6 separate regions of the Mus musculus genome follow, and all the other regions are linked to region 1. Evidence: chromatin loops called from intact Hi-C (ENCODE). Cell type or tissue: heart. All regions are shown on one strand. Region 1 holds the start of Cpeb3 (cytoplasmic polyadenylation element binding protein 3). Region 2 holds the start of Fgfbp3 (fibroblast growth factor binding protein 3). Region 3 overlaps Cpeb3 (cytoplasmic polyadenylation element binding protein 3). Region 4 overlaps Cpeb3 (cytoplasmic polyadenylation element binding protein 3). Region 5 overlaps Cpeb3 (cytoplasmic polyadenylation element binding protein 3). Region 6 holds the start of Btaf1 (B-TFIID TATA-box binding protein associated factor 1).

What was found. A loop is a pair of places that touch in the nucleus more often than their neighbours do. Peaks named below come from ENCODE experiments on the same cell type or tissue, not always from the same donor. Only the 100,000 strongest peaks of a DNase experiment are listed, where the experiment ranks them.
Region 2: it touches region 1 in a loop (2.9-fold over the local background); 2 of 42 quality-filtered maps call a loop at or near these places.
Region 3: a loop joins it to region 1, with 4 times the contacts of the local background. A loop is called at or near these places in 19 of 42 quality-filtered maps.
Region 4: it touches region 1 in a loop (2.0-fold over the local background); 14 of 42 quality-filtered maps call a loop at or near these places.
Region 5: a loop joins it to region 1, with 2.1 times the contacts of the local background. A loop is called at or near these places in 4 of 42 quality-filtered maps.
Region 6: a loop joins it to region 1, with 2.5 times the contacts of the local background. A loop is called at or near these places in 2 of 42 quality-filtered maps.

The regions. Positions count from the first base shown.
Region 1 is chr19:37,206,706-37,211,705 of GRCm38, reverse strand. Cpeb3 (cytoplasmic polyadenylation element binding protein 3) reads left to right here and starts at 4,235. Exons shown (of 11, transcript NM_001290827.1): 1 at 4,235-4,411. Marchf5 (membrane associated ring-CH-type finger 5) reads right to left here and starts at 4,161. Exons shown (of 6, transcript NM_027314.3): 1 at 3,802-4,161; 2 at 833-1,035. The coding sequence starts at 3,836. In heart, CTCF peaks have their summits at 1,763 (motif pointing right), 3,065 (motif pointing right) and 4,110; DNase peaks (open chromatin) are centred at 3,265, 4,135, 4,475 and 4,945; H3K4me3 peaks cover 3,029 bases; H3K27ac peaks cover 2,251 bases.
Region 2 is chr19:36,917,013-36,922,012 of GRCm38, reverse strand. It overlaps Fgfbp3 (fibroblast growth factor binding protein 3), which reads left to right and starts at 2,414. Exons shown (of 2, transcript NM_028263.1): 1 at 2,414-2,441; 2 at 2,736-4,463. The coding sequence starts at 2,797. The coding sequence ends at 3,549. In heart, a CTCF peak has its summit at 2,862; a DNase peak (open chromatin) is centred at 3,012; H3K4me3 peaks cover 2,102 bases; H3K27ac peaks cover 1,824 bases.
Region 3 is chr19:37,048,919-37,053,918 of GRCm38, reverse strand. All of the region lies in intron 9 of Cpeb3 (cytoplasmic polyadenylation element binding protein 3), which reads left to right. Among named protein-coding and RNA genes, the nearest start is that of A330032B11Rik, 120 kb to the left of the region's middle. In heart, a CTCF peak has its summit at 3,038 (motif pointing left); no DNase peak of the experiment used is centred here.
Region 4 is chr19:37,066,369-37,071,368 of GRCm38, reverse strand. It overlaps Cpeb3 (cytoplasmic polyadenylation element binding protein 3), which reads left to right. Exons shown (of 11, transcript NM_001290827.1): 8 at 3,078-3,196. Among named protein-coding and RNA genes, the nearest start is that of A330032B11Rik, 100 kb to the left of the region's middle. In heart, a CTCF peak has its summit at 1,889; no DNase peak of the experiment used is centred here.
Region 5 is chr19:37,075,707-37,080,706 of GRCm38, reverse strand. The region is part of intron 7 of Cpeb3 (cytoplasmic polyadenylation element binding protein 3); the gene reads left to right. Among named protein-coding and RNA genes, the nearest start is that of A330032B11Rik, 96 kb to the left of the region's middle. In heart, no CTCF peak of the experiment used is centred here; DNase peaks (open chromatin) are centred at 1,906, 2,406 and 3,276.
Region 6 is chr19:36,923,408-36,928,407 of GRCm38, reverse strand. It overlaps Btaf1 (B-TFIID TATA-box binding protein associated factor 1), which reads right to left and starts at 2,329. Exons shown (of 38, transcript NM_001080706.1): 1 at 2,007-2,329. The coding sequence starts at 2,020. In heart, a CTCF peak has its summit at 2,440; a DNase peak (open chromatin) is centred at 2,307; H3K4me3 peaks cover 2,798 bases; H3K27ac peaks cover 1,759 bases.

The sequences.
Region 1 (5,000 bases):
TCAGAAAGACCATCTATCTCATTTGAGACAAGGTCTCTCATTGGCCTGATCAGCTAGCACAGACTAGCTGGGCAGTAAGCCCAGGGATTATCCTGTTCCTGCTTCTCTAGCACTAAGGTTACACGTGTTATGAAAACGAAACTCGGGTTCCCAAGCTTGCCAGGCAAACACTTTACTGATGAAGCTGTATCCCCAGCCCTAAGTCACCTCTCTTGTTACATCCATAGTGTGTCATAAAGTCCTTTTCTTCTCAAATAAAAATATTTAATGTACTGACAAACAGGCAAGTCTGGGGACTTGTTAAAGATATTGTAAACTGTTAGCAAAATAAGTGTCTGACATTTAGAGAGAAAAAAAATAAATTCACAAAAAAGCAAAGATAAAGAAATCATTTAAAAATAAATCCAAGGAGCTGGAGAGTAAAGAGCATTGACTGCTCTTGCAGGGGAACTGGAACGAGTTCCCAACACTCACATGGTGGCTTACAACCATCACACTCGAGCTTCAGGGGATCCAATGCCCTTTTCTGGTCTCCTTGGGCACTAGGCATGCACACAGCCCATACAGTCATGTAGGCAAAACACTCATACACATAAAAACCTATCAACCAATCAACCAACCAACGAGCTGGGTGTTGTTGCTCATAATGGCAGCAATTGAGGAGGATGAGGCAGGAGGACTGTCATGAATTCCAGGGATACAGAGTGAGACCTTATCTCAGGTCTTCACCTCTTCCTTCCCCCACCCCAAAAAAAGCTTTTAACTACGGGGACACACACACACAGAAATAAAACAGTGAACATGTCTGTGTTGTTCTTCCATTAGTCCTTACCCAGCTTTGGAAACACTATTAAGTACTCGGCGTTGCACTGAGGACAGGCCACTCTGGCTGTGCTGTTTCCTCTTTGCTTTTCATCTACCCAGCGCTGGAGACAAGCCTGGTGAACCCACTTAGTAGATCCTCTGCACCTGCATGGTCTCACCCACTCAGCTGTTCTATCATCTTCATCGGTGGCAAAGCACACCCAGCAACTTCTGTAAATTAAGAAAAAAAAGTTTTATCTTTAGGGTTCCAGTCTCCTTCCTGCATGAAGCTCTTAGCTAATGGGATGGAACTATCATGCAGTATTGAAGAAGTCCTGTAAAAATTACAGAGCCAAACAACCAATCTATTTCCAGTAGAGCTTTTCTTCTGGTTTGTTTTTTATCTTCCACTACAGAACCTATTTTTTGAACTTTGTTTTTATCTATCTTTTTTTTGGACTCCATCTTTCTAGTAATTTCCCCTGACTAGTAAACTAGCATACAGGCACAGTTTCAAGTATCTTCTGCTTATTAAGACCTCTTGAACTTAGAAAAACAAAGTGCTAGTGTTTTCATATATAGTTCCCCTACCCTTCAGGCCAGGATTACAAACATTCTAGGCAGAATGTTCTGAGCCATATTCTCAGACCATTCAATTTTCAACTGAGGAAACCAATTTTTAAAAAGCCGACTCCGTTTTCTTAATGGTAAAGGATAGCTATAGGAAGAAAAAGGACATCACAACAATTTCTTTCCAAGTTCAAGAGGTCCTTTTTTTTTTAAAGATTTATTTATTTATTTAATGTATGTGCTTACACTATAGCTATACAGATGGTTGTGAGCCTTCATGTGGTTGTTGGGAATTGAATTTTTAGGATCTCTGCTTGCTCTGGTCGGCCCCACTTGCTTCGGACCAAAGATTTAGTATTATACATAAGTACACAGTAGCTGACCTCAGACACACCAGTAGAGGGCGTAAGTAGACAAGTAGGGCTACATATACCAGAATCATTATCAGTGTTAAAGTAAGGAATGGGAATGTGGTTCAGTTGTACCAGTGTTTATCTAGCATGCATGGCACTGGATAAACAGAGTATGGCAGAGGCAGGAACAGTTGGATGGGGGCAGAAAGAATGTAAGAGTTGTGAGACGAGGAGCGCTGTGCATTTGGTCTTCTGGCCTTGTGCTTACACACCTACCGTACCTGTGGTTATCTGTGTAAGATCTACACACTATTGCATCAGGGATAGAGGAGGGACTCAAAACTCCAGGCCTACCCTGAACTTTGGATACTGCTACTAGAGGAGGAGGGAGTAAATTTAGTGTTGTGCTAATAACACGCCCATGCTCTTGTAAATAACCTGGACCCATGCTTATGCAAACAATCCTAATTAAATTTAATGGAACACACACACACACACACACACGCACACACACACACAGAAACGAGGGGGTGATGGGACTCGGAATGGGAAAGGACTTGGGAAGAAAACGGTAGGTAGAGGATGGAGGTGAGCTAGGGTGATGGGAGAGGAAACGACTAAGTTATGTACATTCTAAAAAGGATAGCCAGAATTCCCAAGTTTCTGTAAATGTTTCATGAGCACTCACTGGCTTTTATGAAAACCTCTGAAGAATACATGAAAAGCCAAGACAACATCTAGACAGAAGAATTTTTCTAAGTGTCGTCACGGAAAAGTGAAAGTGGGATGTCATCAGAGCAAATGATTAACTACGCAATACAAGGATTGCGTCTCATATAACTGGAATCGATGTGGCAGGCAGTAATCTCTCTGGGCATACTTAGTATGACACATCTAGTCAAGTATGATAAATTATAATGAAAGGAAAACTTGAGAAGTGACCAGACTTCTAGACAACTGGAGAAACGGACAAGTTCATTAGTTGTAGCAGAATAGCTGCTAAGTACCAGAGATTTAGGCTAAATCCTGTCATAAAATATGAGGGTGTAACTTCTTGCCTTCCCTGATGGATCTTTGATGCCCACCTCCCAGCCCCAGTAGTTAATGGCTATAACCTCAATCAAGAGAGGGCCTTCATTTAATAAGTTTCAAAGCTGAATCTTAAGTGCATTGAGAGCATCACCTGCTGAAGTGGGTGGCCAGTTAGTCTATTTAGAGTTGCAAGCAACCTCAAACATTATGAATTAGATCGACCAATTGGTCAGAACAGCAAGCAGCTGCCTTGGTGAAAAGGTGGATTTAATTTAGTTTCCAAAAACTCACTGGCTGGAATTTAAACGGCAGAGGGCAGTGCTGTAGACTTTCTCAAAGAGTTTTAGTGGCTGGAGACCCCAGGAATGGGCAACTGGTCCCAGTACAAGCCCAAACGTGTCTGGGAACTTAGCGATCGTCAAGTGTGCTACGTGTTCAATGTTGCATGCTTGTGGCTGTTTTCCATAACCTCTACTCTAGTGTGACCGACCGTTAAGGCTCCCTTGTGGATATTCTGACCTTACGGTTTGGGGGTAGGGATGGGATTGGGGGAGGGTGGTGGGGGAGTTGGAAAGAGAAACGAAACCCAGGCTTTAAAAGAAGGAATGCCTATCCTTGCATTGTGAAAGTGCAAGGGACCAGTCTCCAGAATGACAATCGGGTACTTCCCAGTGGCGTCGCTGTCAACCCCTTTACTACATTGTCCGGGGAGGAGGGGGAGAAATAGAAACTAATACTATGGGTTAACAATAGCGCCTCTTCACCTCAAAAAACAAAACAAAACAACAACCAAAAAAAAAAAACCCAAACAGGCTGGCGGCCAAAGTAGACCTCCCTCCTTTAACTAAGTTTCAAAGTCTACGACCCTGACCTCTCGCCCGCTCTTCTCCCCAGTGCCACCTCCAAACTCAGAGCCCTTTTCCCGGCCTCCGGGCCGTGGAACTCTCGGCGGACGCCAGGATCCCCGCTCTCGGGGCCTCGAGGCCAGCATGGGCAGGCCCAGGACGAAGGCCGGCAGTTCCCGGCCCCACGTTGCTCCTACCTGTCCAGCATCTGTTGAAGGGCTTGGTCCGGCATCTTCCGCGGAGCCGGCGAGCTCGGCCCTCGCCCGCAGCCCCGCTCAGGGCCAGGCCCCGGGACAATAGCACTGAGAGGCGGCGGAGTAGGCCTCAGTCCCGCGGCGGCCGCGGACCCGCCACACAGCCTCCCGGCGTGGCTCCCAGAGGCCCGCGGTGGCGCTGCGCGGCCGGCGGGCGACCGCAGAGGGCGGCGGGGAGTGAGGAGGAGGAGCCTGGGGCCGGGAGGCGGCGGTCGCGGCCCGGGTTCCTGCCGGTCCGCCCAGGGTTCCGGTCCATGGACCGCCGGGGCGCCGAGCTGCTGCCGGCGGAGGAGCTACCTCTGTGAGGTAAGAGTCGCCGCCTCCGTGCGCGCCGGGGTCACGACGCAGGGGCGGCTCGGAGCAGCCTGGGAGATGTAGTCCTCGGACCGTCCCCGCTAGAGGCTGCACAGCCCGCCGGGACCCCCGCCGCCGTGCCCGCCGCCGCCGGGCCGGCGCCCTCCCGTTTCCTTCCTCCAGGGGGAAAAAAAAATGTCCTTCGGGCCGCTGTCCGGGAAGCGGCAGCATGTGGCGCTCCGCTGTCAGTAGCAACAAGGTCAGCGCCCCTTCTCCGCGTCTTGTCCCCTCAGCTCTCGCGCTCAGGTGGGACAGAGCCAGGTGAGGGGTGGCGGCGTGGAGGGCCAGTTTCTGGGCCGGGTCAAGTACGCCGGGCCGCGGCGGCGCGAGGCCGGGCGCTCGGGTCAGCCTCGGCCGCGTCAGAGCCCATCTTCGGGGAGGGACAAGTGGCTTAGTGCGGGGCTGCTCTGGAGGGGCGTGTGGGTAACCCGACTGTTCGCACCGGCGCCTCTGTGTGTGTGTTGGGGACATAGGAGAGCATGGGGGGTGGGACGCGAGCAACCACTTTGCCTGTCCAGGAACCTTCTCGGTTCTGGTGCTGTCGCCCAGCCTTCGAGGGCTTGCGGGCAGCCTCCAAAGGGGACACGCTGCTGAATAAACAGCCCTTGCTTGCTCAGCTGTGGGTTGTCAGGAGTGTTTGTTTCTTTCCGCAGCTGGTCACCGTTAACCATTCCTAAGGCTCCTTGACACTTCTAAGCAGGTGGATCCCGGCCGAGGGATCAAAAAGGGAAGAAGTGACAAATCACGCCTCTGTCTTCTCTGACGCCGGAAGGGATAGCTTTGGAGGG
Region 2 (5,000 bases), 290 kb after region 1:
TTTCTCTGTGTAGCCTTGGCTGTCCTGGAACTCACTTTGTAGACCAGGCTGGCCTCGAACTCAGAAATCCACCTGCCTCTGCCTCCTAAGTACTGAGATTAAAGGCGTGCACCACCACCGCCTGGCTTTCTGAGAAATTTAAATACATCTGTGAAATGTATTATGAAACTTTCGTTAAGAGTTCCTGTTTTTTTATCATTAGTGTTCCTTAATGTCATAGGTACCAATATGTTTTTATTAAAAATTTAACTGGTATAGCCAGGCAATGTGGTGCATATCTTTAATCTCAGCACTCTGGAGGCAGAGACAGATATATCTCTGTGAGTTCGAGGCCAGCCTCGTCTACAAATCAAGTTCCAGGACAGCAAGGGCTATTACCCAGAGAACCCTGTCTCAAACATGAAAAAAACAAAACAAAATGGTATAATTAATACCAAAATTAGATAAGGAAATTAAGTGCTGAGAGGTGAAAGGCCTTGAACACACTAAGCAAGTCCTCTACCAGTGAGCAACATTCCTGTTCCCTAGAGAAATAAAAGCTGTAACAAAACAAATCAAAACCACTTTATTATTACTTGTGTATAATGGAGGGGCTTGTATGCACTGATCAGAGATCACAGGACAACCTTGTGAAGCCATTCCTCTCTGCCCTCACATGGGTCTCCCCAGCCTCTTGGCAATATACTCTTTTTTTTTTTTTTTTTTTTAAAGATTTATTTATTATATGTAAGTACACTGTAGCTGTCTTCAGACACACCAGAAGAGGGCATCATATCTCGTTACAGATGGTTGTGAGCCACCATGTGGTTGCTGGGATTTGAACTCTGGACCTTCGGAAGAGCAGTCGGGTGCTCTTACCCACTGAGCCATCTCACCAGCCCCGGCAATATACTCTTAAAGTAAAAAAAGACCACATACTATGGAGCTAAAAGTGAGATGAATATAAAATCCCAAAGCTTAAAAATAACTTTGCTTAAAATACAAGGTCACAGTCAGATACACAATAAACTCAAGATCCAAGAGACCCTGTTTTTAAAAAGGGAGTCTTCTAAGATGGCTCAGCAAATTAGAGACTTGCTGCTAAACCTAACCACCTGAGTTGAATCCTTCAATTCTTGAGACTTGCAAGGTGGGAGGAGATAGTAGACTCCTGAAACTTGTCTTCTGACTTCCTCACGTATACTGTAGCATTTGAGCACACACACCAAGTAAACAATAAACAAATGTAAAATTCTCTTTTTATTTTATAAATGTTATATATATATATATATAAACCTTGGGCTGGCGAGATGGCTCAGCGAGTAAGAACTCTCTTCTGATGGTTCTGAGTTCAAATCCCAGCAACCACATGGTGGCTCACAACCACCCATAATGAGACCTGATGCCCTCTTCTGGCACATCTGAAGACAGCTACAGTGTACTTATATATAATAATAAATAAACCTTAAAAAAAAAACAAAACAAAAAAAATTTGCAGGTGGGTGGCGGTGGTGGCGCTTGCTTTTAATCCCAGCACTCGGGAGGCAGAGGCAGGCGGATTTCTGAGTTCGAGGCCAGCCTGATCTACAAAGTGAGTTCCAGGACAGCCAGGGCTACACAAAGAAACCCTGTCTCGAAAAACCAAAAACAAACAAACAAACAACAGCAAAATTAACCCAACCCAAATTCTATCCTCCTACAGAGGCATACAAAGAACAGATTACTACTTAAACATTACACCACTTGAATTTGTATTACTTTTCTACCACAAAGCAAATCATTCCTTTTAGGACCTTTGAGTTCTGAAAAAATATTTAGAACTAATCTATCATATCCCAAATAGTTAAAAACCAAAATGTCCCTACTTGGATGTACTGATGAAAATACAGAACTGAGTGACATGATAAATAGAAAGACTGAAAATAGTGGGGCCTTTGAGATGACTCAGTAGGCAAAGGCACTTGTCACCCCACCGGGCCCTACAAACTGAGTTGGATCTCTGGGGTACACACACACAGAAGAAATACATGCAATGCAAAACGAAAAAAACCAAAACAAAACAAAAAAAAACCTGCAAATAGCATCTGGTTCTGAATATTATTGTTTCATTTCATCTTTCTTAACTATATATAGACCAGATAAATATGTACAAGTTTCAAAAGGAAAGAAAGTTTTGTTAACATTTGTCTTATTTTCAGCGGTGAGAGCAAAATACAGCATTTTATATTTCATGTCACATGGCTGCTTCTATCACTTCCGCGTGCTTCTGCACGCGGGTGTATCTTCTGTGTGTGTTAGCAGTGGCCGAAACCTACTGAGAGAAGTCTGGGAGGGGCATGAAGGGGGAGGCCCCTTCTGTCCCATTGATAACAGGTTCATTCACAGCCGTTTAAAACAGACTAATCCCTTATGCAGTCATTCGCTCTACTCCAATAGGGCCCTTCCACCTCTTCTAGAATTCGGTAAGCTAAAAGTACATGTATCCGATTAATCTGAAATAATTTTGTAGACAGTTTGGTGACGGGTGGAGGGTGTGTGGTTGCGTGATCATTAAACTTCATTTTTCTATTTTAGTGAATGTTAAAAAACGATTCCTTAAACATTAAGTTGTTCCCTTAGGACAGACAGCTCTTTAAAGGGGCTTCTCCCTGCTAACTGAGAACACTGGTTTCGGGAAAGTCCGGTCAGGAGAGTTGGCAGGTTCCTGTGTCCAGGGAGAGGGCTGAGCGGGACTCATCCGTAGCCTTCATTCGCAGATCCTAGGATGCTCCTTGCCTCCTGTTGCCTGCGCTGAGGTCCCAGGAATCCCAGAGTGGCATGGCCAACGCGGGCATGAGTCCTCCGAGGCCGCGGGCGTCGCTCTCCCCGCTGACGCTGCTGTTGCTGCTGGGAGGCTGCCTCCTCTCGGCTGCCGGGAGGGACAAGGGGGCAGCAGGCAGGGAAGTGACCCGGGCCTCCCGACCCACGGTCGGCTCCTCCGGTCGCTTCGTGAGTCCAGAGCAGCACGCGTGCAGCTGGCAGCTCTTGGTACCCGCCCCGGGGACGCCGACTGGCGGAGAGCTGGCCTTGCGCTGCCAGACCCCGGGCGGGGCGAGTCTGCATTGCGCCTACCGCGGGCATCCGGAGCGCTGCGCGGCCACCGGCGCCCGGCGCGCGCACTACTGGAGACGGCTGCTGGGCGCGCTGCGCAGGAGACCACGGCCCTGCCTGGACCCCGCGCCGCTGCCGCCACGCCTGTGCGCCCGCAAGACGGCTGGCTCAGACCTGCACTCGCCCGCTCACCCCAGCCTACCCGCGCGTCCCAGCGAGCCGCCCCGGTCCAGGGCGCGGAGCCCGGCTCGGTCGCGACAGTCGGTGCGGTCCCCAAGCTCCCAGCCGGAAAAGAAGCCCTTGCTAGTGAAGTCCAACTCGGGCGGGAGGAAAGCGGGCTCAGACCCAGTTCCGGAGCCTCCTGCGGCGGCCGGATTCCAACCCAATGGGCTGGACCAGAATGCCGAGCTCACTGAGACCTACTGCACCGAGAAGTGGCATTCCCTTTGCAACTTCTTTGTCAACTTCTGGAATGGCTGAGGCTGCGGGCTGGCAAGGGGCACTAGGGGTAGGTGCTGAGAAGCAGAGGGTAGCGCAGCCGAGGCGGGAGATGTCCTTGGACAGGGAACCGGGATGGAGAATAAGCTAGTCGGCTAGTCGGGATTCCAAAATGGGTCAGGGGTCAGGGTAAGAAGAATCTGAAGCAGCTGGAGAGGGCTTTTGTTTTTTATTTTATGTTTATTTTTATTTTTTAAAGCATCTCAGCTCTGATTTAAGAGCAGAAGAAAAAGTGGAAACAAATAGATTTATATCAAGTATGGGAAAATTGTAGACTAGGGAGAGAAGCTGAGACTAGCAAGAATGAAGTGACTAAAGAGGTGAGAATCTTTCCTAGGAAGTGGGATACAATGTATATCAACACATTTTCATTAAATGTAACTGTGAGTAAGAACCTGAACCATGTTGAATATTTCAAGATCTTCTTGGTTTTCAACTTGAGAAAATGAATACCCACCCACCCCCCTTTCTGGATTGTTATGAACTCTGGGTGTGACTGGCATCACACTTTCTATGTAGATTAAAACCTTATAGGTAAATAATAAATCTACGACTGGATTATCAGGACAATTGCTTTTCAGTCCCTTTGCTACTTTTTAACTGAATTTTGAGCCTACTGTCCAGAAAAGTTCATTAACTACCTAAAATCAGAAGTGAATTTTAGAAGTTCAGTGCTCTCTAGATCTCCAAATACAAACAAAAACTCCAAGCCTTTAAATTTTGATTACTCTTTTTAAAATCAGCTAAAATGTAAACACGTATCTGGGTCATTTGGCCCTTCATCTCTTCTGTGATTAAATTTAAAATGTGTGTGTTTTTTAAATATGTTGTAACAACTGTCTTTAATTAAAAACAAAAAAAAAAACTGATTGGATTTAAAGAGTTGTAAAATGATGGAAATTCTGCTATTTCTTTCATTTGTTTATTTTTATTTTGTGGGTGTGTGTGAGGTTATGTACCCCGGGCATGGAGGATCCTGTGGGACAGACAAGAGAACATCCCATCCTTTAGAAATGGGTCTGAGATCTGCCACGTGGATGCTGGGAATTGTACTCTTTGGCCCCTACCTAGTCTACTAAGTATATATACCTTTATTTGAGCACCCCATCATCTGTGTGTGGGGTGTGTGTGTGTGTGTGTGTGTGTTCTTATATGTGTTTACATGCATGTATGCACACACAAAAGTCAGAGTATACCTTGCCTCCAGAGTTAGTTATCTCCCTCTACCATATGGGTCCTGGGGACTGAACTCAGGCCTTCTGCCTTGACTGGAGGCTCCTATGCCAACTGAGGTGACCTGTGGAGTTCCTAAACTTGTTTTAAGTTTTAGGTGAGATGCTTGTGCTCTGCAACCCGGGCAGGCCATGACATGAATGCTGCAATCTTCCTGACTCAGCTTCCAAGTGGCTGGGGTTAAAGGCATGCCCCACCAT
Region 3 (5,000 bases), 160 kb after region 1:
TAGGCAATCAGAAGCCAAGCTGTGGCTGGGGACTGTGCCTGGGAATCAACTTCTGCCTCTAAGCCTTCCCAGCCAGGTGGGATCTGACTAGTTCTTATGAGTTCCAGAAATGAATGATAATTTTTTAATCATGATTTTGGAGAAGCTCTTGTTTTGTGGTGGGTGTTTGGTGTAGTACTGGGGATTGAACCCATGACTTGACACAACTAGACAAGTGTTCATATCCTCAGCCCACCTTCCGCATTTATTCTGACAGCCTCACAGAGTTGCCAGGCTGGCCTGGACTCACTGTGTAGACCAGGCAGGCCTTGGAATCCTCCTTCCCCAAACTTTCAAGTGGCTGAGATTGCAGGCCTGTACCACCTGGCCCAACCTCTGCTGCTGCTGCTGTTTTGTTTCCAAGGATAAAACAGTTGTGCTGCTGAGGGCAAGCTGAGTCCTAATGAACTAGAGACTTGAGGGGGTATTGAACCGATGCTTCACTGTTTAAACCTGGAGACAAGTCATGAGCAGTGACACATGCCTGTCAGCCACGCACTCTGGAGTCTGACACAAGATGCTTTTTAAACCTGACTCTTGCCTGAGCTACCACTTACTGAGTGAATACAAAGCCAGCCTGAGCTACACAGAAAACGCTGAAGAATTCTCAACATTATTTGAATTCTAACTCCAGTCTACACATTAAAAACAAACAAAACTTTACAACTCTATAAAGGTATCTTCCTAAATTTGATGCTCACACTTGTAACTCTAGCACTGAGAGATTGAAGCAGGGAGAGTTTGAGTTTTGGGCTAAACCGAATGGGATACAATCATAATTCTATTCTGAGGAACTTTTAAAATATTTTGATTATGGTAATTTTACATTATTTCTAAAAGTCAGAGATTTTGGGGTCTGCTTTTTCTTCTAATGAAAAACTATTCCAAAAGAAAGAAAGCAAAGCAGTGAGAGCCCTCTTCCTTAGCCAACACCACTTGGTAAAATCTAGGAAGGGCCACCTCACTGGGAACAAGGAGGCTGAAACATGACGCAGCCTTTTGATCTGAGTTAGATGGGTGTTTGCACAAAGAGGTGACGTGAACAGGTGGGTGCCAAGAAGCACTCGCATCCCTTGTGACTGTCGCTGTGCGAGGCTGGAGAAGGACAGGAACCCTCACTGATATCTTTCACTGCACATGGATTTTACAGTTGGACAGTCACTGCTGTACACTGCAGTGACTACAATGCAGTGGAAGTTGTTTTAAGGTTTGACCCCTGCACTCTTTCTACATGAGAATCTTTAAAAGTCCTGAAACTGGACATGGAGACACACACCTGGAACCCTAATCAGAAGACGGTGGGCCTCCAGAGTTCCAGGCCAACTTGTCTCAGTGAAGCTGTCTAAAAACAATGCCCCACAATCATAAAAAGTACCACTAGCTTTTAACTAGTCAGGCCTTGTCTTTAAGTCACTAGAAGCGCAGCTTATAAGCTACATTGTACCCAGTGTTAAATATCAGCAGGATGCTGCAAGCTCTAGGATCAGGCAAGAATGACATCTCTGCAATCCCTGTGTTTGGAAGAAGGCAGGAGGAGCAAGAGCTCAGTATTATCCTTAGCTGCATAGTAAGCTCAAACAAGCCTTCTCGGAGTGCAGGGCGGGGGAAGTATTTTAAAAAGAATTATATCCAGGTATCTAATCAGAAATAAGATTTGTGTTCTTTGCCTAGAGAATATACCTATAATTAGGATTGAATTTCTTTTCTTTTTTCTTGGATTTCTTTTCTTTTTTAAGTTAGCTATTTTTGTCTTAATTGGTTTGTTTTGGTGGCTATATAACAGAGATCTAGTCACTCGGTCTTCTGGAAGTGTCCCTCAGCACACTTGACAGTACTTCTAGAGGGCAGCTGGTAGCTAGGTGGATAGGAAGCCCACTGTTTAATAGATAAGCCAGGGTGTGCCATCCTGAACTGAGTGAGTATCTCACTGTTGTGTTAAACAGGAAATTTTATATAGGAAACCAAAGTTTTCAGAGCAGAACACAAGAGACATATTGACAGTCGAAGACTGAGTCATATATATTCTTTAAGATTTTGAAATTTGGTCTTGAAATATTGGACTTTTTAAAAGGTTTGTTGTTTGTTTATTTGTTTATTGTGCCTGCCAGAGTTTTTGAGCAGCACATGCTCACGGGTGCCTGTGGGGGCCGAGGGCCGAGCTGGAGGCACAGGTGCTTCAGTCATGTGACATGGATGCTGGGAAAGCAGACCCGGGTCCTCTGCACAAGCAGTCAGTGCTCCTAACCCCAAGCCACTCTCCAGGCGATGAGTGCTTTCTTTACAAAGTATTCTAAAGTCCTTCCCTGGGCCTCACTCAGTAGGTCAGGCTTTGGCTGTTGGGATAAATTTCACTTTATCCTTGGCCGAAACCTGTCCTTTAACACGTCAGAGTGATTGGAATGCCCCACCTACACTATTCCTTTAGCTCCTTTGAGGTTCTTGTTTGCTTTACTTTTGACATTGTGAGATAGGGACTGTGATCACTGATCGGTTTCCTAAAGTTAGCCTGTATCCATCCTAATAGAAAGTCCTCTAAGAAGCAAGTACTGTCCTGAATGGGCTGAGGGTATCCATCTAATTAAATATTCCTACTCTTTGACAAAATCTTTTTATCTTTTTAAAATTTTATTTATTTTTTAATTTATTTATTTATTTTGAGACAGTTCTTACTCTGGTGACTGTGTGTCACCAAACTCATAATCCTCCTGCCAGGTGTGAACCGTCATACCCAGGTCAGGTTGGTAAGGGAAGTCACAGGCCTATCGAAACTAACCTGAGCATGGAGAAACCCAATGAAGAGCATATCTGGATGAGATTTCTCATCCATCAGTTGTAGGTAGAGGTCAGTGCACATCACTCTCATCTCTTGCCCCCTTTCTATTACTCCTATGAGTAACAGCAGCAAGCTAAGAGTGACTGCTCCAAATCTGGTGTTTCTTAGATCTGGATGCCTTTCACCTTGAGGGGGAAGAAAGCTGTAGGTAGATCCATCCTGCCCCCATGTGGCTAAAGTTTGCATATTCTTTAGAGTCTACAAAAGAACTAAGCAGTTTGCTTTTCTGCTGGCTACAGAGACAACCATATGCTGACCTTTGGCCATGTGATAGGAGTAACATCTTTTCCTGAATGCCCATTCAGGAAAAGCCCTACGGCATTAGGACATCTCATCTCCAGTACACACACGCCTGCACACCTCTTCACTCAGACAGTAAGTCAGTGTCAGGCTGAGGGTTGTGAAGGGACCAAGTGGAGGAGACTGAACCATCTCGCTCCCCAATGCTCTCGACTTCATTCGCATGTGCGCTTCTTTCATTCCGTCTTCTTGATTTAGGTGTCTGATTTGGGGACCACTAAAGTAACTAAGCTTTGGAATCTCTTCTTTCAAACCATGCTCTTCACTTGATGACTTCTTCCAGCATTGATCAGACTTGGCCTTGCAGAGCGGCGGCGTCTGGAGAGGCTGCTGCCTTGAGCTCCAAGAGCCTTTTATGGTGTCTCTATTACGGCGTCTCTATTATGGCTTCTTTGTTCTTCGTTGACTATTGCTCTGACCATTCTCCCCTTTCCTTTCTTTTTCACCCTGCTAATAGTCCATGGCAGATCTTGAAGTTTTCTTCTCCCTACCCCCAATGCCGTATGATGGCTTCTATGTCCAGATAAATGCTGGAGAGAGTCTACATCTCAATGTGTCTCACGTTCATGTGGTGCAGACATTCTGCACAAATGTTCTGGCAGTTCACCTGAGCTGGGGATGGCATCGCATTCTGACTTGTCACCATATCCCTTTCTGTTCTGTGAGGTGGTAGATGACCAAAAGTGCTGAATATCAAGTTTCTCAGCAGTAGACGTTTCTCATCCAGTCCCAAGTTCAGTCTGAAGTGACCAAATAAACTCCAGGTTTGAAGTGCTTGTAAAGCCAAGGACTTTGTAATGCTGGTATGTGTTCCACCTCTTCTTCCCAAACAAACCTTTTGTCTACAGATCCTGTCAGACATTGTCATATCCACTACAGACTGAGCCAGCAGAAAGCCAAAGTTAGGCTAGGATGAACTGATGTTTATAGAGCAGAGAGGAAGCCAGCTTAATTCAAAGCAAAGATTTACAAGCAGGGAGGAAACAAAACGAAGCAGTCAGGTGTCACTGTGTTCTCAGCTGTGTGCTTGGAGCCGGCTCATTCACCATTCACATTTATGATGACCTTGAGAGGCTATAAGCAGTAGACTTGGCATTTTAGAAAGTAGGAGCCATTATTCAAGTAGCGTGTCAAGTCTTTCTTGTTTCTGTGCTTCAGCTCCAGGCTTTCTGTGCTGATGAAAACTGTTTTATCCAGGGAAGATCTGGGAGGGCGGCTAGTTAAAGGAGCAATTTGGCACCAGTTTGATTTAGTGAAATTAAAGTTCCCTTTCTGACTGAGTGCTTCAATGCCATCCATCTAAAAATGTTTTGGGGTTCATCTGACAGAGTAAAGGTCTGAACATGCCTCCTCTTGACCCCTCGTGAACTAGCATAAAGATTATGGGAAGCCCAGAATGTTCATGCTCCTTCCTTCCAGAAGCCAGGATTGCCTTGTCGTCCTGAGGGGCTTCATGCCTTGTTCCTGCCCGTTTTATGTGTTATCTCCAAAGAGAAAAAGTGGACTTCCGGGTCACGGGGATCCTCATTCCTCTGCCGCCCTACTTGGTTCTCGGTGTTCCAGTCTTAGACACTGCCCTTCAGGCTGGCTTTGAACAGCAACTAAACACGAGGAACAGAACCCCAAGGCAGATGGGAGTGGGGAGAATCAGCAAGACTTCCTTTCTGGTGAACTAAAGGTTTTTTCTTATCTCTAAAGAATCAGGAGCCGATCCAGGGAACCATGATGGGTTCAGATTCAACTTCAGAAGTATAGTCACCACAAAATGGAGTTCATGAGAACTGTATGCTTCCCACAGCTACATTACTCTTGCTTCCCTCTCTGGTGT
Region 4 (5,000 bases), 140 kb after region 1:
CATTGTATATTTTTGGCTCCTTTGTCAAATATCAAGTGATTCTAGCTGTGTGGTTTTATTTCTGTGTCTTCAGTTCTATTCCATTGATCAACCTGTCTGTCTCTGTACCAGTACCATGCAGTTTTTATCACTATTGCTCTGTAGAACAGCTTGAGGTCAGGGATGGTGAATCCCCCAGAAGTTCTTTTATTGGTTTTTGGTTTGTTTGTTTGTTTTGTTTTTTTGTTTTTGGGTTTTTTGTTTGTTTGTTTGTTTTTGAGACAGGGTTTCTCTGTATAGCCCTGGCTGTCCTGGAACTCACTTTGTAGACCAGGCTGGCCTCGAACTCAGAAATCCGCCTGCCGCTGCCTCCCGAGTGCTGGGATTAAAGGCATGGGCCACCACGCCTAGCTAGTTCTTTTATTGTTAAGAGTTGTTTTCACTATTCTGGGTTTTTTGTTTTTCCAGATGAATTTGAGAATTGCTCTTTCCATGACTTTGTAGAATTGTGTTGGAATTTTGATGGGGATTGCATTGAATCTATAGATTGCTTTTGGTAGGATGGCCATTTTTACTTTGTTAATTTTACCAATCCATGAGCAACAGTCAGGGCAGACCAGGACAGGGATAACAACTGGACTGTAACAAAAAGATTAAAGAAAAATAAAAATAAAATAAAATAAACAATGTATAACAGAAAGTCAACACTTGTATGATAGTGTGATATTCCCATTTTTTTGTACATATATTATCCAACAGGTTAATATTGCTGTAAGATAAAAGGACAAATGTGTTCATTTTACAGAAAAAAGACCGATGAGATTCAAATGTTTTCTATTACAGTAAATGTTTTCATCACTTATGACCTCAAACCAGCCACTTAATCACTACATACAGTTCTCTGAACTGTGAAAAAGAATTAAAAATAGTACCTGCTTTGTAGGCCAGGAAGACCGAATGAGCGCATAAGCACAAGGCCTGTCCATCAGTACTTGGTGTATCTAAATGCTCACTAACTGTTAGCCGCCATTATCACACAGCTAGTAAATGTTATGGTAGTAAAAGACTTACACCCAGATCCTGACTCCTAATCCATAATTATTTGTCATTCCAATGGCCAATAGACATGATGATCAGAAAGATAATTCTCCTTTAAAAAGAAAAAAGGAACTGAAAAAGAAGTGTTTGGATCTCCCAACACAATGCAATAAAAAACGTTTAAGAAGAGAGAGGCACCAAGTCTCAGAATCGGATCACTCCATTGTGCTTATGCATCGGCTTCTCATCACGTGGTGCCACAGATTATATAACTATTCCATGTCAGCTTAAAATTATGTTGCAAACAAGGTGTCAAGGCCCATGCTAGTCAGGCCAACTCTCCTAAAGCTGAAACAGGAAGATGTCAAGTTTGAGGCTAGTCAGGGTTACACATCCAGTTTTAGGCCAGCCTGGTATAGCCAGACCCTGTCTCAACAAGGAAATATCATACACACACACACACACACAAACAAAACAACCCCCCACCACTGACTATGTCCATGGAAATCCTTCAGTTAATATTGATGTTTGCCAGTCAAAGTGAAGATAGTAAATGGTTGTCGGTATTCCCTGGAGACGGAACATCTGTACCAAAATCCTCTCCCATCCCACCCCAGGGCTCAGAGAACATCTATCCAGGAAGACAAGGCCGAAAGAATATAAAAGCCAGAGGATGGAGAAGAGGCCTATGACTGCTGTCTTTGGGATATGACATGGTCATTGCACTCATGAATTCACCACAGCTTTGGTTATTTGCATAGGACTAAGCCAGTCAAAATTCCAGCCCACCTTAGCTAACAGCTGAGGAGCTATTAGCTGTTGGGGGCTACTGGCTGTGGGAAATTAATTTTTCTTTCAGAGTGTGCCACTGGTAGTTTGCCGATGTTCCAGTAGATGGCCTCGCACCTGTACACATGTGGGCATACCTAATTGGACTCTGTAGGTTGTTTCAAAAAGAGGGTGAGAGAGAGGAGAAGGAGAAGAGAGAAGGAGCAGGAGGAAAGAAGGAAGCGGGAAGGAGGAGGAGGAGAAAGAAGAAGAAAGAGGGAGAGAACGGCATAAGCTGGGTGGGGACTTGTTGGGAAGGGTCTAGGGGTGCTGGAGGAGGAGAGGAGGTGGGTACAATTAAAGCATCGTATACTAGTATGGAGCTTACAAAGAAGGAATAGTAATGAAATATATCTTTAAAAGCTTTAAGAGAAAAAACTGCATTTGTAGTTTGTAGCTTCTCTCAGGAGAATACTCTTTGGGGAAAGAGCACCGGTAATGTGCAAATACACACCAGGCCGCTGGGCTGGTTAAACAGCAGCTTTGGGAAGTATAACTCACATAGTGTACAGTTCATCAAGTCAATGTGTGTTATTCAGTAGTTTTCCATATGCTCTCAGGCTTGTACAGCCATCAGTCACCAGGATCAATTCCACCACACCAACTCCTCTAGTTATAGGTAGCCATTAATCTGTGTTTTATTGTGATTTGCCTCTTCTGGACATGGTGTTTTCTGTCTGGCTACTTTCACTTAGTACAGTATTTTAGTATTTTCCCTGCTGTGCACTAATCAAGATTGTTGCTTACTGGATGGAAATGATGCTTATTTCCTGGATACTATTTGTAGCTTGCACCATTCACAGTGTACCTTAATGATGAGACCTATTTTGTGGAAATTCCATAAAGGTATCTGAACTTGCTCTCTTGAGTAGTTCTGAAAATTAAACGAAGTGATGTTAGAGCAGCACCCAGATGTCAGAGTAGCATGTGATTTAATCAAGCAAGACAATTGTCTGTATGCACCAAGTACAGTGCCTAGCACAGCAGGGTCTTAGGTCCCTTTGCCCCACTTGAACATCCAGGGATTAGTAAGAATTTACTAACAGTGGCACAACAGGCTTCCTAATTTGTAGTCCAGACTAGTCTGTAACTCCTTATGTAGCTCAGGTTAGCACACATGGCAGCCCTCCTGTCTCAGCCTCCTGAGCACTGAGAGTACAGATAATATTCTCACTACAGCTTTTAGGGTGAAGTACTGATCTCTCCCACCGTTTTGTTTCTTTCTCCCCAAGGCTATGCTTTCCTGCTGTTCCAGGAGGAGAGCTCAGTGCAAGCTCTGATAGATGCCTGCCTGGAGGAGGATGGGAAACTGTACCTGTGTGTGTCCAGCCCAACCATCAAGGATAAACCGGTAAGTGATGCGGAGTCAGCTGCTGCTTTCCCAGCGTGTGTATGTAGCTTCTCCTGGTCATAGAAATGCAGTAATTAGGAGCCTAGTGCCTGGGTTGACCTTGCTGTGTAGAGCTAAGATTGTTGCTGATGATGAGAAGTTAGGTAAAAAGTACTCAAATTCCATGTTTCACTTTTGAGACCAGGGGTAAATAAATGGGTCCTTGACATCCACTTAAAGCTTGGTAAGCTAACTGCTATTTAGACACTGAATTGAGGTGGACGATGCTCTTAGTGGTTCTGACAGCTCTTTTCTGTCATTATTTCAAATCAAGGACAAGAGGAATTTATTTTTTAATGTCCTTGAATATATGCTTTATGCTGGGTTGTATCACAGCTACCTGATGGGTGGGCCAGCAGGTCACACTCTAAATGGACAGTTTCAGCAGGGCAGGAGAAGGGCTGGGCAGAAAGCATGGCGCTGACACTGTAAACAAGTGTGTGCTCGTCCAGAGTTTGTGGCTAAGAGCCTGTGACTTCTGAGCTATTGTAGTGAGTAGAGAAGGGTCAAGACTGTGTTCAAAAATTTTAAAAATAAAATAAAATAAATAAGCAAATTCACCAGGGGCGGGGCGGGGGGAGACTGTGTTCAAAGCAGAAGAAAGGAATCTAGTTAACTGGCAATGGTAGGAATCCATGGGAAGTTGGCAGGGGCAGAGTGGGATGAGTTTGTGTGTAAAGGCTCAGTCCTCAGGGTGGGAAACAGCAAAAATATCAATGTGAAATGAGTGGGCAAGTGGCTATAGCTCTATCTAGGGCCTAGAGCAGCCACTGCACGCTTTCATCAGAGATATTGGGGCTCACTTGTTTAGCTAAGTATATTCTCAGAAGTGTGTCTATGAAGACTTGGGTTAGATGTGTGAGCTTGAGTCTTGACTCCATTACTTAGAACCAATACTGAGTAGCCATCCTGTCATTTCCTAAACTAGAAAATAGGAAAAACAAGTCATTCTTTGCTGGGTTTTTTGAGAGAAAAATGAATGTGGAAGCACTCAGTAGAGAGCAGGTACTTGTACAGACTAACTCTCTGCTGTCTGTCAGTCAGTCAGTCACAGTGATGTGGTTCAGGACAGGTCAGTTAGAGCTCAGCCCTGTGGCCATACCTTCTGGGAAGAACAGGGCTTCCCACTGGGACTTGGCCAGGAGAATTTGTATCTAAGTAGAAGGGGGAATTACTACAGAATGGGATTATTGAGTCATGGCAGAAAAGTTAATAGAGAAAAAGAAATAAGGATTTGAGACATTTTAAAAGTGTCATTGTAATTGTTGGTTCTGGGTCCATTGCCACATTTTGATAGCAGTCATGACATTGTTGAATGTTGTACAGGTGGGGAGACAATAGCGAGGGGAAGTGGGGAACCTGTGTTAACCTTGAGCTTTATTTCAAAGCTGTGTGCATGGTGTGGGAGATGTGAAGGCTTACTGAGAGAAGATCATGTAATACATCATCTGAATAACAGTTAAACCAAAAATTACTTAAGTCCCTTTAGAGTTGTATGATTAGAAACTTTCTACCAAATATAGCAGTGAGCTGTCTTTAACAGTCAATCTGCAGAGATGCCCCTAGCATTCAGTGAGAAGGCAGCAAGCGTGAACTAGGAAGGCTATGGCAGAAGGAGCCACTCATTGTCAGAGAGGGTGCAACCCATTTTATATGTAAAAAGGCAAAGGGAGAGAGGTGCATGGTGACATCATCATGCCCACACTAGAGAACAAACTGTAGGACTGAGATGAGACGAGATGAGCTCAGGGCTCAGAACTCCATG
Region 5 (5,000 bases), 130 kb after region 1:
CATTAGTAATAATACTTATGTTCATGTATTCTTGTCTGTATCCTTTTCTTTCAAGTTGTTTCCTTTGGGCTAAATTAGAACTACTTAACTAGAGATGAAGATCTTAATGACTCCGGATTTGATGTCACATGGTTTCCCAAAGCAACCGCTTTGTAAAGTTTATGCTAATTTGGACATCTGCACCAAGTTTTCTCTTTAGTTCCAAGTCGGATAAACGGCACATTGCAGCTGTGAACTCACCTTTTCGCTTCTTTGTTCAGCAAATAATGGACCTCTGCAGAAGCCAGGGCCACATTGGTATGAATCATGTACCTGAAGTGATTCAGTCTTTTTTTGATCCAGCCTGATTGGCTGAATCTTGGCTGCTTCCTGCCATCACTGCCCATCTTAGCAGAGTCTCATAGGGGAGCTTAGGGTGACCTTGAAGTCCTGATGGCTCTGAGGACTTATATTACAGATATACACTACTATGACCAGCCGGACTGTCTTGAACAGGACAGAAGAATCCTTTTAGAACACTGGTACTTCTTTTTGTCAGAAACTCTTCACCCAGGTTTCTGAATAGGCTCTCTTTCTTCCTTCAGGTCTCTGCTTAGATGTCACCTTAACAACAACAGTCATCCTAACGTCTATAGCTAAAGTAGCTGTCCCTCTGCCCTCTGCTTCCCCTCATAGTTCTTTCGTTCCTCATCCTACGTTTCTTTGAAGTACCTATCGTCTGCCTTGCAAACTAGAATGCAAGAGCCTGGTGTTTCTTCTTGTTTCACTCACTGCTCTGTACCGAGCACCTCCTACCCCTGGCACATTTGCCTCGAATAGTTTTTAAATGAATGAACTACAGCATTGCAGGTGATGAACAGTTTCATTCCTTGCTCAGAGAGTCAAAGCCCATCACATCCTAGAAATGGAAAGTTCCACCTTACCCAACCTTCATTTAAAGCTGAAATAGGAAGAAGAGAAATGTCTTTTTATTAGTGTGCAGTTTTTATTAGACTGACTTGAACCTGGAATATCGATAGTTGGTGTTATTTTACCTAGTAAATAAAGGAAGTGAATTTTTAAATTCATTCTTGCTTAGAAGGGAAAGCATGCTTAGGCTAAATAGCCTGGTCCTCTGTTGTTCTCACATAAGCTGGAGTCTTTCCAAAGAGCTGTCTTAAGCGTGTAGTAGGTCTGAGTTGTCTTTTGTCCATAGCTTACCTATAGGCTTCTGCCTCTGCTGCTACCTCATCACTTCTGTACCTGGGTGGGATGCTTTGTGATGGAGTTCTTTGCCTGGACCGAGCACAGACACTCAGGTGCTGGCTCAGCTCAGGGGCACGGCTGTAAGTGACTAGCAGAGTATAAGAGGAGCTTGGATATGAGCAGGTGGTGTGGAGGCTGTGGTAGGGGTGGCAGGGCAGCTCGGCGGTGTGTACTGGGAGCTAATCCTCCATTGCAGTCCTCTGCTGAGAGTCAGCTCAATTGTCCTCATGTTTCTATTTGAGTTCCAGAGAGGACATCTGATTAGTCCAGTTTATGTTTTAAGACTTGGCTATAACGTAAGTTATTCCCAAGGTAGAGCCCTGGATTTCATGACTGCTATAAAGGAAAAGCTTGGTCGTAACTTCCTTGAGCACAGAGCTGTGAATATTCCATCTGGGAAGATAACTTGGCCCAATAACGTAGTGGTAGATATTCAGTATAACCTCTCAGTATCTTCTGGAGAATGTCTCTCGTCCAAAGTTGCTGCCTCTGGAGCTATAAAAATGTCTCCCCACCCTGGACTTTTTCTCCTTTCTGCACAAAGCAACTTCTCCTGATATGGCTCTAATCTAACCTCTTAGGAAGGAATGGAACCTATAGGACCACACAGAGAATCTAGCCAGAGAGAGTACTTTGCCATTGTTGGCAGAGGCTTCCGGGCAAACACAAGGGCAGGAGCCAGCCTCAGATATTGGGCAAGAGATAGCTATGTACTTCTGAAACCCTGCAGAATCTGAGATGCCAGCAATGGAGGAGGCTGTAATCCACAGCTTACTTGGGTAGCTGGTACAAGCTTTCTCAGTCTGGGTCACAGGTCCAGGTGCACAGAAGTAGACACAGGCAGGCAGTGTAATACAGTGACTCAGGTGTAGACTCCCTTCCACTTTCAGAAAAGCCTGTGCATCTTAAAAAAAAAACATATATTTTTATTCTTTTTTATGTGTGTAGTTATTTTGCCTGTATGTGTTTCTGTGCTTGTATGTCCATGCATCATGTATGTCCTGGTGCCCTAAGAGGCCAGACAGTTGACAGCTGGTGTGTGGGTGCTTAGAATCAAACCCAGGTCATGTAAAAACATCAGCTCTTTAGCACAGAGCCATCTCCTGAGCACCAGAAGCTATGCTACTGAGCGGCTTTCAGCTGCAGTGCTGGAGTTCCCTGTGCTGCGCAGGCTGGCTTGCCTGCTGACCTTGTGACTCAGCCATGCAGTTGTGATGGTTTATGTAATGCCAGCATGACTTGTGAGCCTGGCAGAAGGCAGGCCACGTGGATTCAATCCACTTTGAACCAGCCAGCTAAGATAATACTGTTTGAGGGACAAGAAAGGGACAAACAGGTCGTTGAGTGACTATAGCAGGCTGGAGTGTGGCATCTATTTCATTTTCCTTCAATTGGTCTAAAATCTGACTTTGGAAAGACAGGTTTGCAAATGTTATTTTTCCCCTTGTAGATAATTTGAATGAAAATAAAATCTAGTCTCAGATTCCACGTTTTTACACCTTCTGGGTTATGTAAACATTAGTCAGGAAGCCTAATGAATTTAGCATGTATTTAATCTTTCACACTCTATAATACAATAAATACTTTGAGTAATATTCTTTTATTTTCCTTTCATAAATGTAGGTCTTGGCTGACAGTTCTAACACTCTGGTGAATTATGAATATATTTTAATATTTTATATACTTGCAGTTTTCATTCCAGGGAATGTTTTCTTGTGAAAACATTGAAACTGCACTGGACTGTAATGAGGTGATTTTTTTTTTTGTCTTGTCCTGCTTAGACAGATGGAGAAGCTTCTATTTTAACTTTTGAGACCATAGTACACTCCCACTTAGACTGTTGTATTAAACACCTGTCTTCTCAGCATTGTACTAAAGTCCAACTGGGAACTTGGTTTTTGTGAACCATTTACAATTTAGGGAGCTGTACTGGAAGGAGAACAGCATTCTGGGCATGTAAGCCACAGGACAAAGCCTGAGCAGCTACAGAAATAGAGACAGTGTGTCCGAACGAGGTCACAGTGGTACATGCTGTGCCTGGGCAGAGATGCTAGAAAAGGGCAGGTGCTTCATCCCGGGAAGCTGTAAGTACTCCTCATGAGGACTCTGCTTGGAAGCTGTAAGTACTCCTCATGAGGACTCTGCTTGGAAGCTGTAAGTACTCCTCATGAGGACTCTGCTTGGAAGCTGTAAGTACTCCTCGTGAGGACTCTGCTTGGAAGCTGTAAGTACTCCTCATGAGGACTCTGCTTGGAAGCTGTAAGTACTCCTCGTGAGGACTCTGCTTGGAAGCTGTAAGTACTCCTCGTGAGGACTCTGCTTGGAAGATAGCACCTGTCAGAAACAGAAATGAAATGCAAATTTGTCAGGTGAAAGAGAGAGGATGTTTCAGTTTTGGTCTGGACTTACTGTAGGATTTTAGTAGGACCAAGACTGAAAGTATGACCAAGAAAGAGTATATTAAGTAAAAGGATTGGAAATGGGAACATGGGGCTGGAGGAATGACTCAGTCGCTGAAGTGTTTGTCATGTAATCGTGAGGACCTGATACCTGTTCACAGAAACCACATCAAAGGTCAGGTGTGCCTCTTCTCCCAGCATGGGAAGGGGAAGACAAGCGGGTCCCTAGGGCTTGTTGGGCAGCCTGTTTAGTCCAGCCATCAAGCTTCAGGCCAGGAAGAGGTCACCCAAAGTTGACCTGTGTCTTGCACAAATGTATACACATGTGCACACACACACACATACATATAAACACATAGGCACACAGGCATGCATACTTACACCCATTCATGCCCACACGGGTGGGGAGAAGAGGAGGAGGAGAAATAGCTACGAGGAACTGTAAAAATTATTGATGCTAACAGTGAACCTGGGTTGTCTTCTAAAGAGAGTAGGTGCCCAGAGTCTTGAAGGGGAAACTGTTACAGAGAGAAAATGCATTGTCACTGAAATCAAGAACTAATCTGAGGATATTAAAGTCAGAGGAGAAAAGAATTTAGTGTCAGAGCTTAGGCCCGAGGACATGTGTCTGCTGAAAACACAGCTGGCCAATTGTTTGAGGGTGAAGGAAAAGCAACAAATATGTGGACAGATATCAGACATGGAGTCTCGGGAAGAGGTGCCAACAGTTACTAGCTGTTTGACATTTAGCATTGAGTAATTTAACCCCTGCCTGGCAGTGTACTCATCTGAGGTAGTGCCTCTCATTGGGTTTTTCAGATTAGATAAGACAGTACACACAAGCACTAACATAAGTCTTAGGACCAGTAGGTGTTAAATAATATGCCCTCCATGAAAATGTAGTACCTGGTAATAATAAAATCACCCAACTGGTTTGGTCAGTTCCTCCCAAACTCCCAACCTGGTCTCAGTTTTCCCTGGTCAGGTGCTTATTAGAACTGACAGTGACTTGAAGGGACAGGCTGGCAGGCTTCACAAGGCCCTCTTTATGATGAGAAAGTGTAGTTACATAAACAGCTTTAATGCTAACTCTCCACGTCATTGCCCCAGACTGCAGAAAGTGCTCCACCAAGTCTCCATTTCGGGCGTGCGTCTTCTCAGGCATCTTGCTTTCCTGTCACTTCCAGCCGCTCCCACCCCTGCTCACCCACAGCCAGCCTACAAGAAGCAGTTGTTGGTGTAGTAAGAAGCAGAAAATGGGCTGGAACTAATGTGTATTTCAGCTCCAGGAAGTAAATGTAGTCTGACTCCAAGTGGCACGTTTAGGAATCCAGGAAGGTGAGCAAGTGCATTTGC
Region 6 (5,000 bases), 280 kb after region 1:
GGGTGAGGTTAAGGGGTCTTAAAAATATAAGGTTTCTCTACAGTTATGGGCATTGACATAAACAGAGCAAAAGTATTTATTTGATTCTGGCACACGATCTCCATTTCTCAAACTACATTCTGCCTATTTTACATAAAAGTACTTAAAGGAATCCCCACTTCCACAATAGCAACGAGAGAAAAATGGAGCTTACTCAGCACAGACTTATGCTTAGTGCATGACATCAGACCTGAAACTACAAAGTTTGTTTTTCAAACTGAATCCACAAATATTTTTAAAAGTCCAATACCTCCTCCCAAGCAAGGCATCCAAAGCCTTCGCTTACATTTAGATTACTAAACTAAGCATGGAAGAAGCTTCTATAAAATGTGGCTGGCTTTAATTATGGCAGTGAGTTTTAAAAAAAAAAAAAAAAAAACAGGAACAACAAACAGCAGTTCTCTTTGAAAGCAGATCATGAGGACCAAAAGCCTTTAAAGCCCACTCTTTCTTTCAAAAGTTGGATCTATAGATTAGTGCTAAGCGAAAAAGATCAATTTTTTTAAAGCACTATCATTTTGCCTCTATAACGCTTTCCAACATTGTACAAATATAAACCTACTTCACGAAAGGAAGTACTAATTCCCTTAAATTAAAAAACCCTGAGAAGGCCAGGTAACACCACATCTCTAATCCCAGAACCAAAGCTCCTTCTGAGTTCGAGGCTAGCCTGGGCTACATGAGCCCCTTGTCTCAAAGAAGAAAGAGAAGACAGAAAAGAGACTTTAAATCTCATGCTCATGTACCAACATATTTCTGGTGTATATATTTATGCATTTACATGGAAGATAAATTATAAGATAAATCTATCTGTACTTGCAGAAATAAATGCCACTTGTATTCTCTTAAAGCAGTTTCATAGGTGCTGAAATAAGAGTCTTTCTCCCACTAAGTCTGCTTATGAAATAAAAATTAGCTGTCCCTACTACCAGTACCTAGCAACTCCCTTCACTCAGCTCCCATGGGATTCTCCCACACACTATTTCATCAGTTACCTAGGGAGTGTGTGACTTGGGTTACTCCTTCCTTATAAGAGTGTGCATAAAGGAATGTGTTCAACTAATTTCGAAAAATTAGTGAAAGCTGTTTATTTTCGTCATTTATCTCCCTCAGTCCATTTGGTGAAAGGACTCAATTCTCATTATCTCATCATCCCTAAAGGACTTTGGTAACTCTTAATGACTAAACACGGAGAGACCATCCCGACGACTTAAACGTCAGCGGGACACCAAAATCATTTCCAAGTTTTCAACTCATTCTATCATCAGAAGCTACACAAGTTAAATGTTTATACGTCTTTCCATAATTTTCCCAGACTCTTCCACGTGGGCAAAATTTTACAATAATTTAAGATCTGTGATAACGCTTGGGGAAAGATGCTAAAATAGTCATCTGCTTAAGACCACACGCTGATTGACAGAATACTTACTGCTTAACAAAAAGGAGGAATTAGACCTCAAGAAAAAAGTGAGCAAGACTATACCCGTTACGCTGTAAATTTTTTTTAAAATTTAGCATAACCAGATGGTCTCTTAGATAACAGTGTTTCAACCCCCGCCTCCATCGACAGTTACTACCAAGTTTTGCCGTGAAATGGTGGTTTGGGAACAGACTTTGATACTACGAAAGAAAAAGAAAAGAAACTCGCCTAGAAATTCAAAGAGGGAAGAGAAACCAAAGAGGAGCAACGTGGTGAAGAAAAAAGAAAAAAGGAAAAAAGAAAAAAAAAAAAAAGCCAGATCGAACGCGCCGAGTCACATTTAACCAGGAGAAAAAGCGCTTCGTGAGCCGACTTCTCCGGGTAACCCGAGCCCAAAGCGCCTGCCAGCCGAGGGAAGCCTCGGAAGTCTGGGCGAGCGAACGAGAAGCAGCGCTCACGCCCCGCACCGTCGCGCCGGGAGCCGACCGACAGCCTCGCCCGCCCGCCCGCGCGCGCTCCCCGTTAGCTGACGGGCGGCGACACCCACCTGGAGACCGCCATGGCCGGCGCCGGCGGTTCGGAACTCTCAGGGAGCTACACGCCGCGCCGCTCCGGCGTTCGTTTCCCGAGCAGAGCGGCGCAGGCCCAGGCCGCCGGGCGCAGGGCGGCAGGCGGCGCGGCGTGGAGCGGCCCGCACGGGCCTTCCGGCATGTGCCGGCCACCGGAGCTCGTCTCCGCAGCGACCAGGGTCCCACACACGGGCGGAGGCGGCGCCGCTCTGACCCGCACCACTTCAAACCGGGTGCCCCCAGCCCCGCTCTCTGCTGACGCAGACGCCGGCACGCCGGACTTAGCGTCTGCACGCCGGAAGTGACGTCACCGGCACGTTTTCCCCCCCCCCCCATCCCCACTCCCTGCCGGCGAGCGGAATGTAGCAGCGCCCCGCGGCAGTGGGAGCGGGTTGGCAGCGTGGATCGGGAGCCCGGCTCCCAGTCTTTAAGATTAATGGGAGAAACGGAAAGAGGTCTTGATCTTCCAGAGAGCGATAAAGATCACCTAGCTAAAGTTCCGAAAGTTCCAAACCTCGGTCTCTAAGTGCTCTCTCCATCCTGACCCTACTACCCAGCTAGGCGGCTTCCAAACAGGAACAAACTGGAGAAAGGAGACTCCGGCCCAGGTCGCGATGCTGTGGGCGGGATGAAGTCAAGAAGGAAACACTGCCGAGGGCTGGCTAGGGTGGTGCAGGCCTATAATCCTAGCACCTGGGAGGCTGAGGCAGCAGATTGTGAAATTGGGGGTCAGTCTGGGCTACAAAGCAATCTCCGGGCCAAGAATTTGCAGTGTGGTTCCGCGAGGAAGAGGGTGGGAGGAGGCTCAAGTGTGTGTTTACTATTATTTACCATTAAGTTCTGCATAAATGGTGAAGGGACTGCTAATGATTTTGCCTAGGCCTATCACCCTTCTTCCCGTCTTTTCCTCCTTCCGTCCCTCCACTGCCAAACACTCCTCTGTAAACTACCATAGCCTTAGAATTTGTTTTTAATGCCAGTAGTCAAACTAGTATTTCTCTAGTTTCGGCAAGCCCAGTTTATAGGCCACTGACAGATTAATCATCAAAAGCACCTGTCCTGTCGCCCTTCCTTATAAAACATGCCCACTAGCTTCTTGTTACCTATTTAGAAGTTATGTCTCAGGCTTTGAGTCTGCTTGTCATCTGTATGATGAGAAGCACTGTAAAAGGTTGTGGAAGGTGGGGAGGGATGTCATGAACCCAGGAAAGTTCACAAGAACTTGGTGAACTGTAAAATAGATCTGTATAGGAAAAGATGAACTAAGTACTTGCTAAAGTATTGCACAGGTGACTAACATTACCCCTTACATTACAAGGCAAAGCTATAAAGTAGTGTGATGTTTTTCCACGGTGGGGCTAGAAGCCCAGGATTTGGGTTCTATACGAAGTATAGAAGAGTGTTTTGAGCAAGAGAAATGATCTAGTTTACATTTTCTATATGTTTTCCCTAGTATCAAAAAATATAGGTCCAGGGCTGGAGAGATGGCTCAACAGTTAAGAATGCTGGCTGTTCTTCCAGAGGTCCTGAGTTCAATTCCCAGCAACTACATGGTGGCTCACAACCATTTGTAATGGGATCTGATGCTCTCTTCTGGTGTGTCTGAGGAGAGGGACAGTGTACTCATATAAATAAAACTATATATATGTATATATATATATATATATATACACATATATACACACACACATATATATGTATGTATACACACACACACACACATATATATATATATACATATATATATAGTCTAAAGCTTTGAAGAGAGGAAAGGCCTATTGTTATCAACTTGGTTTTTTTCCCCAAAGGCAATAGATTTTTAAAAAATGTGTATGTGTGTAGCTTCTGCCTACAGAGGCCAGGGGGCCAGAGACTATCTAAAATTCCTGGAGCTGAAGTTACAGGTGGTTGGAGCTTCCTGAGAGAATTGAACTCAGGCACTCTGGACCAGTCATGTGCTCTTAACTACTGACTTTGATTTCATTTTGTGTTGGTTTGGTTTTTGTTTTTTAAAGACAGAATTACTCTGTGTAGCCCTGCCTGTCCTGGCACTCCCTCTGTAGACCAACCTGGCCCTGACCTCCTGCCTCTGCCTCGTGTGTGCTGGATTTAAAAGTGTGGTGTGCCACCACCACCACCACCACCCTGGCTGAACTGGCTCATTTTTAAGTCCTTTCTCATAACACATAACAACTATGTGTCCAAAGAACTTTTATAATATCACTAAGTTTCATTTCTACATCTGGGAAGTGAAGAAAATAATGGTGCTGATGGAGTTGGTAGGGACTAGATGGGAACACACAGCACTGAACCAAATGACTGCCGAATAAGCACTCAACCCTACTCATTAAGCCGATGAGTCCAGGGACTGGCTCATGCTAGGCACAGTGCGACTCTGAGCTAAACCTCCATTTCTGATGACTCCTTTTGTTAACAGCATAGCCTTGAACGAGTTACTTAATTTCTGTATCTTAATTCCTCAACTGTGGAGTGGGGAAAATAACACTAGTTCACAATTTTTGACAGTATGGTTGTCTGAAGTTACACATAATGGAATTGAAAAGAAATCTAGTGCATTATAGCACTTATGATACCAGATCCCACCAGCTTCTAGGTCAGTGTTCTATAATGAAATACATTTATAATTCTATGGCATGCTGACTTTGAGAAGCATGGCACTGACTACTAGACCTATACATTTCTTGAGGATCCATGTATATCCCCAGTTTATAGTGGCTGTAGAAACACACTCTGCCTTACTCCCCTGATTTGATACCAGCTCCACTCAGTCCCTGAGCCAGAGCCACCTCTTGAAGTTCTTGGAACCAATGGTCCCTGCCTATAAGACCTCTCAATGCGAGGGAGCTGCCCCCTTACAAAGCCAGGACCTTGGCCAGGCTCAAGTGCTTGACAGATTACCAGAGATTGTGCTTTGGGATCTGTGATGGTGGTTGGAGGGGTTAAGACTAAGG